Regions from separate parts of the Homo sapiens genome. Here region 1 is linked to region 2. A link is an interaction called in ENCODE POLR2A ChIA-PET data of the cell type or tissue named here. Cell type or tissue: CD4-positive, alpha-beta T cell. All regions are shown on one strand. Links, peaks and the distances in the headings refer to the core of each region. The heading gives the core; the rest is flanking DNA. Region 1 holds the start of MIR10393 (microRNA 10393). Region 2 overlaps SPG11 (SPG11 vesicle trafficking associated, spatacsin).

Evidence for each region. Peaks named below come from ENCODE experiments on the same cell type or tissue, not always from the same donor. Only the 100,000 strongest peaks of a DNase experiment are listed, where the experiment ranks them.
Region 1: POLR2A ChIA-PET joins it to region 2 with 9 read pairs; 23 of 35 experiments call an interaction of 5 or more read pairs at or near these places.

The regions. Positions count from the first base shown.
Region 1 is chr15:44,717,076-44,730,447 of GRCh38, reverse strand. B2M (beta-2-microglobulin) reads right to left here. Exons shown (of 4, transcript NM_004048.4): 4 at 12,303-12,841. MIR10393 (microRNA 10393) reads right to left here and starts at 12,604; the gene lies at 12,555-12,604. It also overlaps the pseudogene RNF4BP. RefSeq lists enhancers at 566-1,551, 1,552-2,539, 3,563-3,857. In CD4-positive, alpha-beta T cell, for the core only: no CTCF peak of the experiment used is centred there; DNase peaks (open chromatin) are centred at 9,447, 10,667 and 11,037; H3K27ac peaks cover 3,604 bases.
Region 2 is chr15:44,576,137-44,581,136 of GRCh38, reverse strand. The region is part of intron 30 of SPG11 (SPG11 vesicle trafficking associated, spatacsin); the gene reads left to right. Among named protein-coding and RNA genes, the nearest start is that of EIF3J, 41 kb to the right of the region's middle. In CD4-positive, alpha-beta T cell, for the core only: CTCF peaks have their summits at 2,272 and 2,476 (motif pointing left); a DNase peak (open chromatin) is centred at 2,456.

The sequences.
Region 1 (13,372 bases), core at 7,757-12,756, 140 kb before region 2:
TAAAATAATGCATAGTCATTAGGGAAATACAAATCAAAACCATAAAGAGATACCATTTCGTATCCACTAGAATGGTTATAATAAAAAAAGATTAAAAGTATTGGTGAGGATGTAGAAAAATTGGAACTCTCATACACAATGGTACATTCAGCTTTGGAGAACAGCCTAGTAGTTCCTTAAAAGATTAAACATAGAGTTACCATATCACCCAGCAATTCCACTCCTGCATATATACTCAAGAGAATTGAAAATCTATGTCCACACCAAAAATTTATACATGAATATTGATAACCACATTTTATTCTCAGTAGCCGAAGAGTGGAAACAATCCAAATGCCCATTAACTATAGATGGATAAACAAAACTTAGTATATCTATACAGTAGAGTAATATTCATCAATAAATAGGAATGAAGAACTGATCCTTGCTACAATATGACGACCTTTGAAAACAGAAGCCAGTTACAAAAGACCACATATTATATGTTTCTGTTTCTATGAAATACTAATAGGCAAACCCATAGAGACAGAAAGATTGGTGGTTTCCTAGGACTAGGGGTTTGGGAGAAATGGGAGTGACACCGAACTGGTACAAAATTTCTTTTGGGAGTGACGAAAATGTCCTAAAATTGAGGTGGTTACACAACCCTGTGAATATACTAAAACCCACTGAAATGTACACTTAAATATGTTAATTGTATGGTTTGTGAACTATATCTCAATAAACAAAGATGTAAGCTGCCAAAAATGTTACACAATACAATAGGACACGAACTGGATTTAGATCGGCAAACCGTAGAACCTAGTGAGGAAATGAGAAGCCCAGCAGGAAAACGGGCGGACCCCAGAGAAGGGCTTAGGGCTCTGCGCTCCCCTGCATGCACCGGCCTACTTACCGAGATGGTACTTCTCTTGGGCCCCACAGACACCTGCTTCTCCCCGGATCGCTATTCTCGACTATTTGCGTTTCGCGACCGGCCTGCCCCTCCTCTTTCCCGCTCTGCCCAGGAAAAGCGAGCCCTCGGAAGGAACCTGGGCAGCCCCAGAAAGCAGTGCCCATCACTTTCCAGCTCCATCCACCCAGCAGCCCATCAATGACCTAAATATGCTGTCTGTTCCACCCAGTCCTGCCCGGTAGTTATTCAGCGATGAGAGAGTAGGAAGCTTGAGCTCCAGGAGTGTGCCACTTTCCCGGCCCTCCGTGGCTTCCCAGTCCCGGACAGAGACCTGAGCAAGCCGAACCCGGGTGCCTGGCTGCACTGGGCTGGGAAGGAGGACCGGGCGGCCGCAGGCCAGGGAGGGCAATTGGAGAGAGATAGAAGCAGAGGGAGGGGGAGGCAGAGGAGAAGGTACTCGACGATGGACGCGCCCAGGCTGGGGGCGGCGCCCACAGAGCAGAGCCAAGGTCACGAAGCAGAGCGTCTGCGTGCAAACTCCCGGAACTGGATAGGCTAAAACACTAGCTTGTCACCCTTTTAATTCGCTTTTACAGTTTCCGAACTGCCCAATCAAAACCCGAGCCCAGGGTCGCTCGTCACCGGTCTCTGGACAAAAAGCGCTGTTTCAGATTAGAAATCAGGACTTTCCCGTCCTGGTTTCTCTTTCTTCAAAGCCAGCTGCTTTCCGAGAAAGGGGAAGGGCAGGGTTGCTTCCCTCACCCCACCCCATGCAGTGATGAGATCAGCAACTTCCCACTCTCTAGATAAGTGATTCTCAGTGGTTGTTCCAATGAAGTCACTTGGAGTATTTATTAAGAGGCCGAGGGCCAGAGGTCGCAGTCCTCTGCAAGCACACTTAATGTATAAAAAAGCAGCCGGGCGCTGTGACTCACGCCTGTAATCCCAACACTTTGGGAGGCCGAGGTGGGCGGATCACTTGAGGTCAGGAGTTCTACATCAGCCTGGCCAACATGGTGAAACCCCTTCTCTACTAAAAATACAAAGATCAGCTGAGGGTGGTGGCGCGTGCCTGTAATCCCAGCTACTCAGGAGGCTGAGGCAGGAGGATCGCTTGAACCCAGGAGGTGGAGGTTGCAGTGAGCCCAGATCTCGCCACTTCACTCCAGCCTGGGCAACAGAGACTCCGTCCAAAAAAAAGCCTGCATATAATCTGGGCTTACAAGCACCAAGGACATGTAAGAAATGTGTTTTATATTTTTATATTTTTTTATTTTTTTATTTCTTGAGTATTTATTGACCATCTACTACCTCAGGCTCATATACACTGAATTTTCCAGGAATATAACTACCAGGTAACTCAAAGGAAGATGTATGTTGGTTTTTTATTTTTGGAGTTTTACCTAGAGATTTTCGCCATTTTAGAAAATTACACCAGAACCTGCAATACCATACTTGAATCTGAGCCATCAATCCAGCGTGCCTCTCAGTCTTCCATGCCGCTGGTTCACAGAGATCCTAGGCAGTTGCAAGTGTCTGGCACTTCTTTATACCAGCAGTGCAGCCAAGCTAGAGCATTCACAAGCTAAATTACTTAATTTTCATGATCATATTAGTAAAAGAATCACCACAAAACAATTGTTATAAAAAGGGGTTGTTGGGGGAAAGGGAGCTGTTGAATATGATTGGGGTTGAAACCTCTAATCCACACTGCAATCCTGGGGACGGTGCCCACCTCAGTCTGCCAAGCCTGAGCTTGGATACTGAGTTTCTATCCTAGAAATCTGTCAGATAAGGCTCCATTACATAAATGACTTGGTTGCTGCATCGTCACTAGGAACCCTTCATTCTCTTCACCTTTCCTGGCCTCAGTAAAAAAAAAATACACCTTCATTCTGGAAAACCCCTATGCTGCCAGAAAAGAGTTCTACCTGTAGGCCTACCTTTGGAGGAACTGTCCAGAATGAGTCAGGGCCATCTTGTTACTGAAAGCCTTTTAGGGAAAGGGATTCTCCCGTAGTTTCTTCTTTCATCAGATTAGTGCCAAGAAGTTTTCCATTGTACAAAATGAGTATCCTTAATCCAAAAATCTGAAATCCTAAATGCTCCAACATCTCAAACTTTTTGAGCACCAACATGATGCTCAAAGGAAAGGGTCACTGGGGCATTTTGGATTTTAGATTTTCACATTAGAGATGCTCAACTGATAATTAACAAATATTCCAAAAATCAAAAAAAAATCCAAAATTTAAAACACTTCTGGTGCCAGGCTTTTCGGATAAGGGATACTCAACCTGTATCTCCCTGCTGTGGTAATTTGCTCTAATGAGCTGTGAAAATAAAGAACCACTGGAAGTAAAAGCAGTTGCCTGGAGTCTTGCATCTTAGAGAGCCCTTCTCATTGCCATCCCCTTCTCAGAACCACCCTAAAAAGAGTGCCCGGCACAAAGTAGACACTCCATATTTATTTAACAAATGACTAAGTGAATAAATAAGTAAATTTATGATATAGGAATAATTATCCCATTTTATGGATATGGTGACAAAGGGTCAAGTCAGCAATATGACTCTTTTCCAATTTCTTTTGTGGAATTAGGATTCAAACTCAGGTCTGAGTCCAATATCATACACACTGTAATGCTATCCCCTTAGAAACTTTGAACTTGTAATGGAAGTTTGGGGTTGCATGTGTTATGGGCCCAGCAGAGGATGTTGACAGGAAACATGACTCACCCAGATCTGGCTTTATAAGCCAGTCCTCAGCTTTTGCATAGTTTGCTGCTAACAGCTAGCATCTGCAATTACCCTCAGTCCTGCAGATTACCCTCAGACACTGGAGGGAGCCGGAAGTACCTCGGAGTTTTATGTTTCACCTCGTTCCACAACCCTGGATAGCCAAAGACAGGCTGATGAAGAGCACCAAAGCCCAGCTCCTTTGTGTTGAGGCAGGAAAAACTCTGAGGTGTGTTCTTTGTTCTAAAGCTTCCCGTGTGATCAGGCTGAGTGTAGGACTTCGGAAATCATGCTCTCGCTTGGCTTCTTCCCATTCCCTGTCCTTCATCCCCCACTCCTTTACTGTTCTTTTCCTAGGAGCCCCCCACTTTTTTTTTTTTGAAACAGAGTTTCACTCTTCTTGCCCGGGCTGGAGTGCAATGGCACGGTCTCGAAGAGCCCTTTCTTAACAAGTCATTTGCATCCAAATCTTTGGCTCAGGGCCTGCTTTTGCAAGACTCCACCTAAGACACTCGCTGACTCTTCAGATGATGAAAATGGCATGCACACTTGCAGACAGCTAAGGATTCTGTCTTCGTCTTTCTGTTGCTATAGCAGAATACCTGAGATCAGGTAATATACAAAAAAAAGAGGCCAGGTGAGGTGGCTCATGCCTGTAATCCCATCTTTTTGGGAGGCCGAAGACTGGAGGATCTCTTGAGGCCAGGAGTTTGAGACCAGCCTTGGCAACATAGTAAGAATCTGTCTCTACAAAAAGTTTTTAAAAACTAGCGATGCGGCCGGGCGCAGTGGTTCATGCCTGTAATCCCAGCACTTTGGGAGGCCAAGATGGGTGGATCATGAGGTCAGGAGATCGAGACCATCCTGGCTAACACGGTGAAACCCTGTCTCTACTAAAAATACAAAAAATTAACCTGGCGTGGTGGCAGGCACCTGTAGTCCCAGCTACTTGGGAGGCTGAGGCAGGAGAATGGTGTGAACCCAGGAGGCAGAGGTTGCAGTGAGCCGAGATCGCACCACTGCACTCCAGCCTGGGTGACCTAGCAAGACTCCATCTCAAAAAAAAAAAAAAAAATTAGTGATGCATGGGGGTGTGCATCTGTAAGCCCCGCTACTCAGGATGCTGAAGCAGCAGGATCACTTGAGCCCAAGAGTTTGAGGCTGCAATGGCACAATGGCAGAGCAAGATCCTATCTCAAAAAAAAGAAAGGAAGAAAAATGTATGGAAGAGGCTGAGAAGTTCAACATTGAGGGGCTGTATCTGGTTTGCTTTGGGTGAGGGCTTTGTTCCGCATCATAACATGGGTAAAGATATCAGAGAGGCATCATAACATGGCTAAAGATAAAGATTTAGAGGGGCACAAGAGAAAGAGCGAAACTGGCTTTTATAACAGACCCATTCTCAGGATAACCCATTAATCCATTAATCCATTCATGAAGGAGCCCTCATGACCCAGTCACCTCTTAAATGCCCTACTTCTTAATACTGTTATATTGAGGATTAACTTTCTTTTCTTTGCCTCATTATTTTTTATTTTTTAATTTAATTTATTTTAGATAGATAGATAGATAGATAGATACATAGATACATAGATACATAGATACATAGATAGACAGATATGAGGTCTCACTATATTGCCCAGACTGCTCTTAAACTCCTCCTGGGTTCAAACAATCCTCCTGCCTCCGCCTTCCAAGTAGCTGGGACCACAGGTGTGTGCTACCACACCCAGCTAATTTTTGTTTGTTTGATTTTGTAGAGAGGAGGACTCACTATGTTGCCCAGGCTGGTCTCAAACTCCTGGGCTCATGCGATCCTCCAGTCTCAGCCTCCCAAAATGCTGGGATTAGAAGTGTGAGCCACTGTGCCCAGCCAGGATTAAGTTTCAACATGAATTTCAGAAGGGACAAACATTCGAGCCATAATAAATGACGAGAAAACCACTTCAACTATGCTGTGTCATTCAGTGGCAGCAAAAGTCCTCTCAGTTTTTCTAAGTGAAAACAGTAAAAAGAGGAAGTGCCTGTAATCCCAGCACTTTGGGAGGCCAAGGCGAGCAGATCACGAGGTCAGGAGTTTGAGACCAGCCTGGCCAGCATGGTGAAACCCCATCTCTACCAAAAACACACACATAAAAAAATTAGTCAGGCATGGTGGTGCATGCCTGTATTCCCAGCTACTCGGGAGGCTGAGGCAGGAGAATCACTTGAACCCAGGAAGCAGAGGTTGCAGTGAGCCGAGATTGCGCCACTGCACTCCAGCCTAGGCGATACAGTGAGACTCTGTCTAAAGAAAAAAAAAAAAAAAAAAAAAGAGGAAGTGGTCCATGTGGTCCGTGGGGGAGGGGAAGCCTGCACATCATTGCAGGCTTCACTTGGGCCTGTGTGTCTTACCAAAGACATAGATAACGCTTCAGTTTCTTAGGCTTTTTAATCACCTATGTTGTGGAGGACCAAAGATGTCTAATAATTGCATCCAACTAATGACAGGAGATATATAGAGTTTAGTGCATAGTAAGTGCTTTAATATATGCTCGACTGTTATTTTAATTGTATTTATCAGTTTTTTTTTCTGTTAGGCCTTCTTGTAGCTCTCCAAAGTACCAGAATAATTTCTATGCACAAACTTTTCAATCAAGGTAATCACAGATGTTTTATTATTTATTTTGCGTTATCTAGAACCCAAATATTAGCCTTCAATTTTTTTCCTATAGGTCTAGACTCCAGGGAAAGACAATGCCAATTTTTCCCCCTAAAACTTTGATGGCTACATCACAGACAAAATATTTTTTTATTATAGGAAATGGCTGAGTGTGGTGGCTCTGTAATCCCAGCACTTTGAGAGGCGAGACTGGAGGATCGCTTGAACCCAAGAGTTCAAGACCAGCCAGGGAAACATAGTGAGACCCCCATCTCTACAAAAAAATACACAAAAAAAATTAGCCAGGAATGGGTGGTGCACACCTGTGGTCTCAGCTACTTGGGAGGCTGAGATGGGAGGATTGCTTGAGTCCAAGAGGCTGAGGCTGCAGTGAGCCAAGATTGTGCCTCTGCACACAAGCCTGGGTGACAGGGTAATACCCTGTCTCAGAAAAGAAAAGAAAAGAAAAAAAGAAAAGACCTTGAGTTTTGCTTCAAGGGTTTACAACACAAAAATGACAAGTAAAAAGCAACAGCCCAAAAATACCGTGAAAGTGGTTGTTGACAAAACTAGAAAGACATATCCATTTGTGACATGTTTTCCTTAGGGATCATGAAAAAAAGTAAGATATAAAAATTATTATTTAACAGTAACCCCTTTTTTAAAGGAGGATACAGTTAACCTTTGAACAATACAGATTTGGGGTGCAAGGGTCTACTTTTTTTTTTTTTCCTTTTTGAGGGACTTGCTTCATCACCCAGGCTGGAGTGTAGTGTCCTGATCTCTGCTCACTGCAGCCTCAACCTCCCAGGCTCAAGTGATGCAAGCGTCCACTTTTTTGTGTGTGTGTGTGTGACAAAGTCTTGCTCTGTCACCCAGGCTAGTGTGCGGTGATGCAATCTCCGCTCACTGCAACCTCCGCCTCCTGGGTTCAAGTGATTCTCCTGCCTCAGCCTCCCAAGTAGCTGGGATTACAGGTATGTACCACCACACCCAGCTAATTTTTGTATTTTTAGTAGAGATGGGGTTTCACCATGTTAGCCATTTTTTTTTAAAGAGACTGGGTCTCGGCCGGGCGCGGTGGCTCACACCTGTAATCCCAGCACTTTGGGAGGCCGAGGCGGGTGGATCATGAGGTCAGGAGTTTGAGACCAGCCTGACCAACATGATGAAATCCCGTCTCTACTAAAAATACAAAAAATAATTAGCTGGGTATGGTGGCGGGTGCCTGTAATTCCAGCTACTCAGGAGGCTGAGGCAGGAGAATCGTTTGAACCTGGGAGGTGGAGGTTGCAGTGAGCTGAGATCACGACATTGCACTCCAGCCTGGGTGACAGGGCAAGACTCCGTCTCAAATAAATAAATCAATAAATATGTACATACATAAATAAATACATAAATAGAGAGAGAGACTGGGTCTCACTATGTTGCCCAGGCTTGTCTCAAACTTCTTAGCTCACGCAGTCCTCCCACCTTGGCCTCCAAAAATGCTGGGATTACAGGTGTGAGCCACCATGCCCCACCTAGTTTGTTTTTTTAAAGTGGCTTCTTACACATATTTTGTAGAAACTAATTTTTGTTTCAGCAATATAGTATGGGTATGCTTCCATGTCAGTATGTAGGATCTACTTCTCTATTACTGATGTTGGGACTTTTCAGTTTAATTTGCATTGCACAATTATATTTAATAAGGTTAATTAAGCTTCCTGTATTCCTCCTCTTTGCTTGCTCTCTTCTAAAAAGAGAAACTAAGGCATGCTCCAAAGGAACTGTGAAAGTTGGTCATCAAACTGGGTCATTTTTGTCTTACTCAACTAAAACAGAGTCAAGAAGCCAGGGAGAAGCACTCAGGGCACAAAACATTGTTCCAAAAATGCGATTTTCTGCAAGCCTGGAAGCTGAAACTGCCTGCTATCATCTGAAACCAGGTTTAACTAATGGCTACTGAAATGACCTGCTACAACTCTGAGACTAGTTCTGTTTATTGTCATCATTTGCCAATCAAAACTTGCCAGCTCCTCAAAACTTTACTAGCACCAGTGAAATTTTCTCAGAGCGATAAGTAACATTTTCCCATTTTATAAAACCTTTTTGTACTTCAGACATGCCAAAGACCAGCTGGTCTGTGTGTATGCCCTGAGTTGCAATTCTTTCCTCCCAAATAAAACATTTTAATTTCAGAGATTCAACTCTATATTTCATTTGACTTTGACATAGTATTACCTTGTAATATCAGCCAGCAGAGCAGCCCCTCACAAAATAGCTCTGTTGAATGATATGGAATGGAGAGAGAGTTCTTTATGACTGAACTCAATGGGTCTGTCAATCTTGGATGTACATTAAAACTATCTAGAGGTTTTTTAAAAAATAACACTATACCTGGGCTCCATACCGAGAGATTATGGTTTAATTGGCCTGGATGGGAGTCTGGGAAGCTGGTGAGTTGTTGTTGTTGTTGTTGTTGTTGTTGTTGTTGTTGTTGCTGTTTTTGAGATGGAGTCTCACTCTGTCACTCAGGCTGGAGTGCAATGGCATGATCTCGGCTCACTGCAACCTCTGCCTCCGAGGTTCAAGCGATTCTCTTGCCTCAGCCTCCTGAGTAGCTGGGATTATAGGCACGTGCCACCATGCCTGGCTAATTTTTGTATTCTTAGTAGAGACAGGGTTTCACCATGTTAGCCAGGCTGGTCTTGAACTCCTCGTAATCTGCTCACCTTGACTTTCCAAAGTGTTGGGCTTACAGGCGTGAGCCACCGTGCCTGCCTTGTTGTTTTGTGTGTGTGTGTGTGTGTGTGTGTGTGTGTGTGTGTGTGTGTCTGTGTGTGTGTTTGTTTTGTTCTTACAAACTCTACATGTAATTTTAGTTTGCAGCCAGGTGAAGAGTTAATGAATGGCCTAGGTAAGTGTGGTATAATATGAAACACATTTGGTCTTTGTCCCCAGTTCCTGTCAGAAGTTCCTAAAATCCTTTGAATTTTGAGTGATAGGAGTGTCTTTTATTATTAATAATAAGCCTCTTTGGTAACCCTTGAGTATATGCTAATGAGGTTATACTCATAGGTTTGGGCCCCTAGATAGCCTCAGGATGGTGCTAGTCACCAGAAAGACCAAGTGATGAGAAGATTAGTGTGTTGGAACTTCCACCCCCACCCATCCACCTCTGGGAAGGTGAAGGGGAGCTGGAGATCAAGCTCTATAAAAACTCTTGAACGATGAGCTTCCTGTTTGCTGAATGTGTGGAGGTGCTGGGAGGGTGGCATACACCTGGAGAGGGCATGGACTGTCACCACCACAACCCCCTACATATAGCCCTATTCATCTTTTCATCTAGTTATTCGTCTGTAGCCTTTAATCTTTTATAATAGATTGGTAAATATGAACTGTCCTAGCAAATTAACCAAAGTCAAGGAGGCAGTCATGGGAGTTCTGGTTTCCAGCTGGTCAGTCAGAAGTAGAGGTAACAACCTACAATGTGTGATTGGCATCTGAAGTGGAGGGCAGTCTTGTGGGACTGAACCCTCAACCAGCGGGATCTGACACCATCTCCAGGTAGATCCAATCAAAATCGAATTGAATTATGGGATACCCAGTTGGTGTCTGCTGGAGATTGTTTGGTGTTGTTAAATTAAGTTTAGCCTAGGCAGGGCACAGTGGCTCATGCCTGTAATCTCAGTACTCTGGGAAGCTGAGGCCAGAGGATCACTTGAGGCCAGGAGTTTGAGACCAGCCTGGACAACATGGTGAAACACCATCTCTACTAAAAACACAAAATTAGCCAGGCGTGGTGGCGCATGCCTGTAATCCCAGTTACTCGGGAGGCTGAGGAACGAGAATCACTTGAACCCTGGAGGTGGAGGTTGCAGTGAGCCAAGATGGTGCAACTGCACTCCAGCCTAGACAACAAGAGAGAAACTCTGTCTCAAAAAAAGGTTTAGCCTAAAGTTGCCTTAGCTGGGCACAGTGGCTCACACCTGTAATCCCAGCATTTTCGGAGGCTGAGGCGAAAGAATTGTGCAAGGCCAGGAGTTCATCTCTACTAAAAATTAAAAAACAAAATTAGCCAGGCATGCTGACATGTGCCTGTAGTCCCAGCTACTCTAGAGCCTGAGGCGGAAGGATTGCTTGAGGCCAGGAAGTCGAGGCTGCAATAAGCCATGATCATACCACTGAACTCCAGCCCGGGTGACAGAGTGAGACCTTGTCTCAAAAAAAAAAAATTAAATAAATAAATAAAACTGCCTCCCTGTGTAAGTTCAGGCTAAAGATTTCTCTCTGCATAGTGAACTGTAACCTAACTGGATGTGTAAACAGACTGTAACTTACTCTTATACCACAGAGTCTCAGCCAATCACAGGTGGCCAACTCTTCAAACCCTGTTTAAATGAGGCAAATGCTGAACTGCAACCAATCTGGCTGCTTCTGCCCCTGACTTCCATTTTCTGCACATCACTTTCCTTTTTCTGTCCCTAAATGTCATCCAACCATGTGGCACCCCCAGAGTCATTTTGAACCTATTCTGGCTCCGGCAGCTGCCTGGTTCGAGAATCATTTTTGCTCAGTTAAACTCTGTTAAATTTAATCTGTCTAAAATTTTTCTCCTAACAGAGTGTGGGGGGAAAACCCCTAAATATCCGGTCACAGAAGCATTATGTGTTAAGTGTAAGAGTAGAAATTTTAAAACTTTGTTTTTCTTTCAGAGTATCATCCCCCAATTTTTTCAGCTGAGTTCCTACAAGTCTTCCCCCAGACACCCTTCCTCCACTGTTTGGAATTACCCAAACCTGCCATGTGGCTGTCCTTCCTGGCTACCATGCCTGGAAACCCAGGCCCCACCTACCAATCAAGAGAACCACTAGCAACTTACTCTCAGCTCAGGCAAATGGCTTCTCTAACACCTCCCTAGATTTTTGTTGTTGTTCCTTGAACAACAACATTTCTTTTTTAAAAAAATTATTTTTTGTTTTTTTTAATTCAATTCTTTGAATTGAGACAGGGTCTTGTTATGTTGCCCAGGCTGGTCTCGGACTCCTGGGCTCAAGCGATCATCCTACCATGGCCTCCCAAAGTGCTGGGATTACAGACATGAGACACCTCGCCCAGCCTGAACAACAAAATTTCGATTGCCAAGTTCTTCGCGCGTACCTATGCTATATTCTTATCAGGATATATTTTAATTATTTGAGTGCATATCTGTCCCTCTGCTAAACTGAGAAGATCGGGAGCAGTGTTGTGTTTTATTTATCCTGTCAGTACCTAGAACTAGCTAACTCAGATTCTTGGTCAAATAAACAAAGCTGGCCATCAGGTATAAAACTATGCCTTGAAAATTTTAAATCTGTTATTTGTCATTCAAAGTACAGCGGGCCTTCCGTATCCAGGGGCTCCACATCTGTGGATTCAGCAAACCATGGATCAAAAACACTGGGGAAAAAAAGGGATGGTTGTGTCTTTACTGAGCATGTACAGACTTTTTTTTCTTGTCATTATTCCTTAAACAATAACAACTATTTGCATAGCATTTACATTGTATTAGGTATTACAAGTAATCTAGAAATGATTTAAAGTATACAGGAGGATGTGGATAGGTTATATGCAAATACTATACCATTTTATAGAAGGGACTTAAATATCCATAGATTTGGTGTCCAAGAAGGGGTCCTGAAACCAATCCCCCAGGGAGACCAAGGGATGATTGTATATCTATTCCTTGCTAAAATATTAAATCCTTCAGATACTTTTGCTCCCTCTTAGAGTCTGCATACTCCTCATGACCTGGCCCGCAGGAAAGAACGCTGGCTAAAATATAGAAGGCTGGCCTCCCACTAGACAGCTGTGTCACCCCAACTATGCCATTTAACTTCTTTGAGCATCAGATTCCTAATCTGGAAAATGTGAATCACTGAGGCCCTTTACACTGTGAGCCAAACTCTATATACAAGGGGTTCACATTTTTTACCAAGTGGAACTTGAAGACTGTTTCCCTGTTTGAAAATAAAGGGGTAATAGTGGGAGTGAGATATAAGAGATAACACATCAAGTTTTATGATTTATTTAACTTGTGGAACAAAAATAAACCAGATTAACCACAACCATGCCTTACTTTATCAAATGTATAAGAAGTAAATATGAATCTTATATGACAAAATGTTTCATTCATTATAACAAATTTCCAATAATCCTGTCAATTATATTTCTAAATTTTCCCCCAAATTCTAAGCAGAGTATGTAAATTGGAAGTTAACTTATGCACGCTTAACTATCTTAACAAGCTTTGAGTGCAAGAGATTGAAGAGTTCAAATCTGACCAAGATGTTGATGTTGGATAAGAGAATTCTCTGCTCCCCACCTCTAAGTTGCCAGCCCTCCTAGAGCTACCTGTGGAGCAACCTGCTCAGATACATCAAACATGGAGACAGCACTCAAAGTAGAATTATAAAGAAGATCATGTCCATGTTAACATTATTATAACCCTACATTTTGTGCATAAAGTGTAAGTGTATAAGCATATCAATATTAAAAAGCAAGCAAGCAGAATTTGGAATTCATCCAATCCAAATGCGGCATCTTCAAACCTGAAAAGAAAAGAAAAAGGTTAGCAATGAATTTATTTTATTTGGATTGCAGATCTCATTACCAAACTTGTCTAATTTCTACTGTGTAGATCACCTTTTTAAAAGAAGTAGCTGCAGACAGTTCTCCAAACCCATTATAAAGAGTATATCCTGTTAGTGTATCCCTTTGGTGCTCCCAAAATCTTAGAAGAAAAAATGCTGATATGATGTTTTGGTCAATGATGGACTGTATATATGACAGTGGTCTCATAAGATTAAAATAGCATATTTTTACTGCAACTTCTATGTTTAGATACACAAATACTTACCATTGTGTTACAACTGCCCACAGTATTCAGTACAGTAACAGGCTGTACAGGTTTGTAGTCTAGGAGCAATAGGCTATACCATGTAGCCTATGCGTGTAGTAGGCTACAACACCTAGGTTTGTGTAAGCATTTCTCAGAACATGTCCCCGTCATTAAGTAACACATGACTATATTAGAGTTCAGGTCCTGGCTCTACAATTTACTAACAGTGTGACTGGGCAGA
Region 2 (5,000 bases), core at 1-5,000:
ATCTGCAGTCAGTTGAATCATTGTTCATCTATATAAACAGTGCCTATTTCTCTGGTTGCTCTCGATGTTTTTTTTTCTGTTGTTGGTCTTCAGCAGTTTGATTATATTGTGACTGGATATGTATTTCTTTGGCTTTATTCTATTTGGGGTTTACTGAGCTTCTTGAATATGTAGGTTTATGTGTTTCACCACACTTGGGTACTGATCAGCCATAATTTTGTCAAATATTTTCTCAGCACCATACCCTACCTCCTCTCTTTCTGGAACTTCAAGTACATGAATATATAATTTTTGTTATTATCTCTTAAGTCCTTGAAGTTTTGTTCAGTTTTTGTTTGTTTGTTTTTGAGACGGAGTCTCGCTTTGTCACCAGGCTGGAGTGCAGTGGCGCAATCTCGGCTTACTGCAACCTCTGCCTCCCAGGTTCAAGTGATTGTCCTGCTTCAGCCTCCCAAGTAGCTGGGACTACAGGCGTGCATCACCACACCCAGCTAATTTTTGTATTTTGTATTTTGTATTTTTAGTACAGACAAGGTTTCACCATGTTGGCCAGGATGGCCTCGATCTCTTGACCTCGTGATCTGCCCGCGTCGGCCTCCCAAAGTGCTGGGATTACAGGCGTGAGCCTCTGTGCCTGGCCAGTTCAGTTTTTTTTAAACTTTTTTTCTCTCTGTTGTTCAGATTGGATAATTTCTGTTACTGAATTTTATTTCTATGATTTTAAAATTTCAGTTACAGCCATGCGTTAACAATGAGGTTACATTCTGAGAAATGCATTGTTGGGTGATTTCATCACTGTGTAAACATCTTAGAGCACACTTATACAAACCTAGGTGGTATAGACTTCTACACACCTATACTACATGATATATAGCCTACCGATCCTGGGCTACAAGCCAGTACAGCATGCTACTGTACTGTAGTTGATTATAACACAATGGTAAGTATTTGTGTATCTAGACATATCTAAACATAGAAAAGGTACAGTAAAAAATATGATATAAAGATTTTTTAGCTTCAGGAAATAAACAATTGGAGATTTTCATTTAAAAAATTTTTTTAAATGGTACAATTTGTAAAGGGCTCTTAACGTTAATGGAGCTTGCAGGACTAGAAGTTGCTCTGGTTGTCACTAAGTGGTAAGTAAATGTGAAAACTTAGGACATTACATTACTGTAGACTTTATAAATGCTGTACATTTAGGCTACACTAAATTTATTTAAAAATTAAGTAATTGTGCTATGTCACAATGACTATGATGTCACTAGGTGATAGGAATTTTTCAGCTCTATTATAATCTTACAGGATCCTCACTGTATATGCAGTCCGTTGTTGATGGAAACATGGTTATACAGCACGTAACTGCATTTTTCAGTTCTAAAATTTTCATTTTATTCTTCATATCTGTTTCTTTGCTGAGACTTTCCATTTTTCTGTTTGTCTCAAGACCATTCAGAATTGCTTATTGGAACATTTGTATTATAGCTGCTTTAAATTCTTTGTCAGATGATTTTAACATTTGCATCATTTTAATGCTAGCTAGCATCTCATCTTTTCTCGTGTGAGTTGAAATCTTCCTGCTTTTTCTTTTTTTTTTTTTTTTTTTTTTTGAGACGGAGTCTCACTCTATCGCCCATGCTAGAGTGCAGTGGTGTGACCTCGGCTCACTGCAGCCTCTGCCTCCTGGGTTCAAGCAATTCTCCTGTCTCAGCCTCCCGAGTAGCTGGGACTGGCGCCACCACGCCCAGCTATTTTTGTGTGTTTGTGTATTTTTAGTAGAGATGGGGTTTTGCCATGTTGGCCAGGCTGCTCTCAAACGCCTGACTGCAGGTGATCCACCCACCTCGGCCTCCCAAAGTGCTGAGATTACAGGCGTGAGCCACCACGCCCAGCCCCTCTTCCTGCTTTTTCTTATGCTGAGTAATCTGGGGTTGCATCTGGACATTTTGGGTTTTTTTGTTTTCTTGTTTTTGTTTTTCGAGATGGAGTCTCACTCTGTCACCCAGGCTGGAGTGCAGTGGTGCAATCTCAGCTCACTGCAACCTCGGCCTCCCAGGTTCAAGAGATTCTCATGTCTCAGCCTCCCGAGTAGCTGGGATTACAGGTGTGCACCACCACACCTGGCTAATTATTTTGTATTTTTAGTAGAGACAGGGTTTCGCCATGTTGGCCAGGCTGGTCTCGAACTCCTGACCTCAGGTGATCCACCCACCTTGGCCTCCCAAAGTGTTGGGATTACAGGCATGAGCCGCCACAACTGGCTGCATCTGGACATTTTGAATAGTGTATTATTAAAATACACTATTTGAGACTGTGGATCTTATTTAAATCCTATGAAGGATGTTGATATTTTTTAGCAGACAGTTGACCTGGTTAGGTTCAAGCTGAAGTTCCAAACCACTGCCTGTGCATTGTGGTTTTAACATTAGTTCATTTTCCTTTGCGGTAGTATTCAGATCTGTCCTGTGTGTGCACGCCACCTAGTGGTCAATCTGTGACCTTGGTAGTGATCTGTGCTACTTAGGATCAAGGCCATACATGTGTAGTCCAGGAGTGAGCCCTGTAGTTCATAAAAATGTATTGGGTTGCTTTCCTGGGGCTCTCCCAGCTAGTTTTTCCCCCTGAGGCTTCTCTTTTCAGTTATTTGGCCAAAAGCTGAAGGTTTAGTTACCCCCACTCTGTCTTGCACTACCCTGACTATTCCTACACCCAGGGCCAGGTGACAGGAGGGTAATGCAAAAGCAACAGGGGTCTACTCCGCCCTCCTGAGACCAGAGCGCCCCTGCTCAGAAAAGGAGGCTCCTCTGGCCAGGCGCGGTGGCTCACGCCTGTAATCCCAGCACTTTGGGAGGCCGAGGTGGGCGGATCATGAGGTCAGATCAAGACCATCCTGGCTAACACAGTGAAACCCCATCTCTACTAAAAATACAAAAAAAAAAAAAAAAATAGCCACGCGTGGTGGCGGGCGCCTATAGTCCCAGCTCCTCGGGAGGCTGAGGCAGGAGAATGGTGTGAACCCGGGAGGTGGAGCTTGTAGTGAGCCGAGATCACGCCAATGCACTCCAGCCTGGGCGACAGAGCGAGACTCCGTCTCAAAAAAAAAAAAAAAAAAAAAAAGGAAAGAAGGCTCCCCTTTCTGAGAGCCTTAGCTCTTGCCTGCTGTCACTGCAGCCTCTCCCACCACTGCCAGTGGCTTGCTTGGGAGCCAGGACAAGGAAGAACAGGAATTAGGAGTTCCCCTTTCCACTCTTCAAACTGGTACTAGAGAGCTTCTGGAATTCACACACTCTCGCACTCACACTTCACCTCAGCCCTTAGTTCTTAGGTTTTAGTCAGCGCTGCATTCAGGCCAGAGCTTGCTAGAGGGGGGATAATGATAATTCTGGTCATCTTCAGTTTGCCTGCTACTTTTTACTTTTCCAGAGTCCTTGTATGCCACATGTATTATGTCCAGGTTTTGTATTGAATTCAGTGGGAAAGACACAGTAGATTGAGCTTATTATAACCAACTTACCTAGAATTGGAACTCTCAGTGAAGGATTTAAGCAGGGGAATAGCATGGTCTGAGTTGCATTTTATTTTATTTTATTTTTTTATCTTTAAGAGTTTTTGTTTTGTTTTTTTTTTTTTTTTTGAGATAGGGCCTCACTCTGTTGCCCAGGCTGGAGTGCAGTGGTGCAAACATGGCTCACTGCAGACTCAACCTCCAGGGCTCAAGCAGTCCTCCTGCCTCAGCCTCCTAAGTAGCTGGAACTACAGGTGCACACTACCATCCCCAGCTAATTTTTAAATTTTTTGTAGCAGTGGGGGCTCACTGTGTTGCCCAGGCTGGCCTCAAACTCCTAGGCTCCAGGGATCCTCCCACCTTAGCCTTCCAAAATGATGGGATTACAGGCATGAGCCACCACCTCTGGCCTACAGCACTTTTTAATAATATTTTAAAATAAAAATTGTGCTTAGTGTAGCAAATCACATAACATAGAAACGCATAAAGTAAAAAGTCAGTTCAGACTGGGCACAGTGGCTCATGCCTGTAATCCCAGCACTTTGGGAGGCCAAGGTGGGCAGATCACCTGAGGTCAGGAGTTCAAGACCAGCCTGGCCAACATGGTGAAACTTCATATCTACTAAAAATACAAAAAATTAGCTGGGCGTGGTGGTGCACACCCGTAATCCCAGCTACACTGGAGTCTGAGGCAGGAGAATCGCTTGAACTCAGGAGGCAGAGGTTGCAGTGAACCGAGATGGTGCCACTGCACTCTAGCCTGGGCGACAGAGTGAGACTTCATCACACACAAAAAAAGCCAATTCAACACTACTCCCACAAAATTCCCCAGAATAACTATCTTTTACTTGCTTGGTATGCATTTTCTACTTGTAAGCAACACAATATTTATTTTTTACAAAAAATGAGATTACATCATATTGATCTACATTTTTGTCCTCTCAGTACATATAGATAGACCCCCTTCTTTCTCTTTTTTTTTTGAGACAGAGTCTCGCTCTGTCGCCCAGGCTGGAGTGCAGTGGCGCAATCTCCACTCACTGCAAGCTCCACCTCCCGGGTTCACGCCATTCTCCTGCCTCAGCCTCCCAAGTAGCTGGGACTACAGGCACCCGCCACCACGTCCAGCTAATTTTTTTGTAGTTTTAGTAGAGACGGGGTTTCACCGTGTTAGCCAGGATGGTCTCGATCTCCTGACCTTGTGATCCGCCCACCTCAGCCTCCCAAAGTGCTGGGGTTACAGGCATGAGCCACCACACCTGGCCTGACCCCCTTCTTTCTAATGGCTGCAGAGTATTCCACTGTACAGATGTACTAAGCTTGAATAATGCTTTATTGATATACATTTAAATTTTTCTGTTTTGTTTTTGCCATTACAAAGTGTGATATAAATATTCCTTACTTTTTTTTCCTAATAGAAACCCTTTATCAAATTAATATCTTCTCCTATTTTAAGCTAAGAGCTTTTTTTTTTTTTTTTTTTTTTTTTGAGATG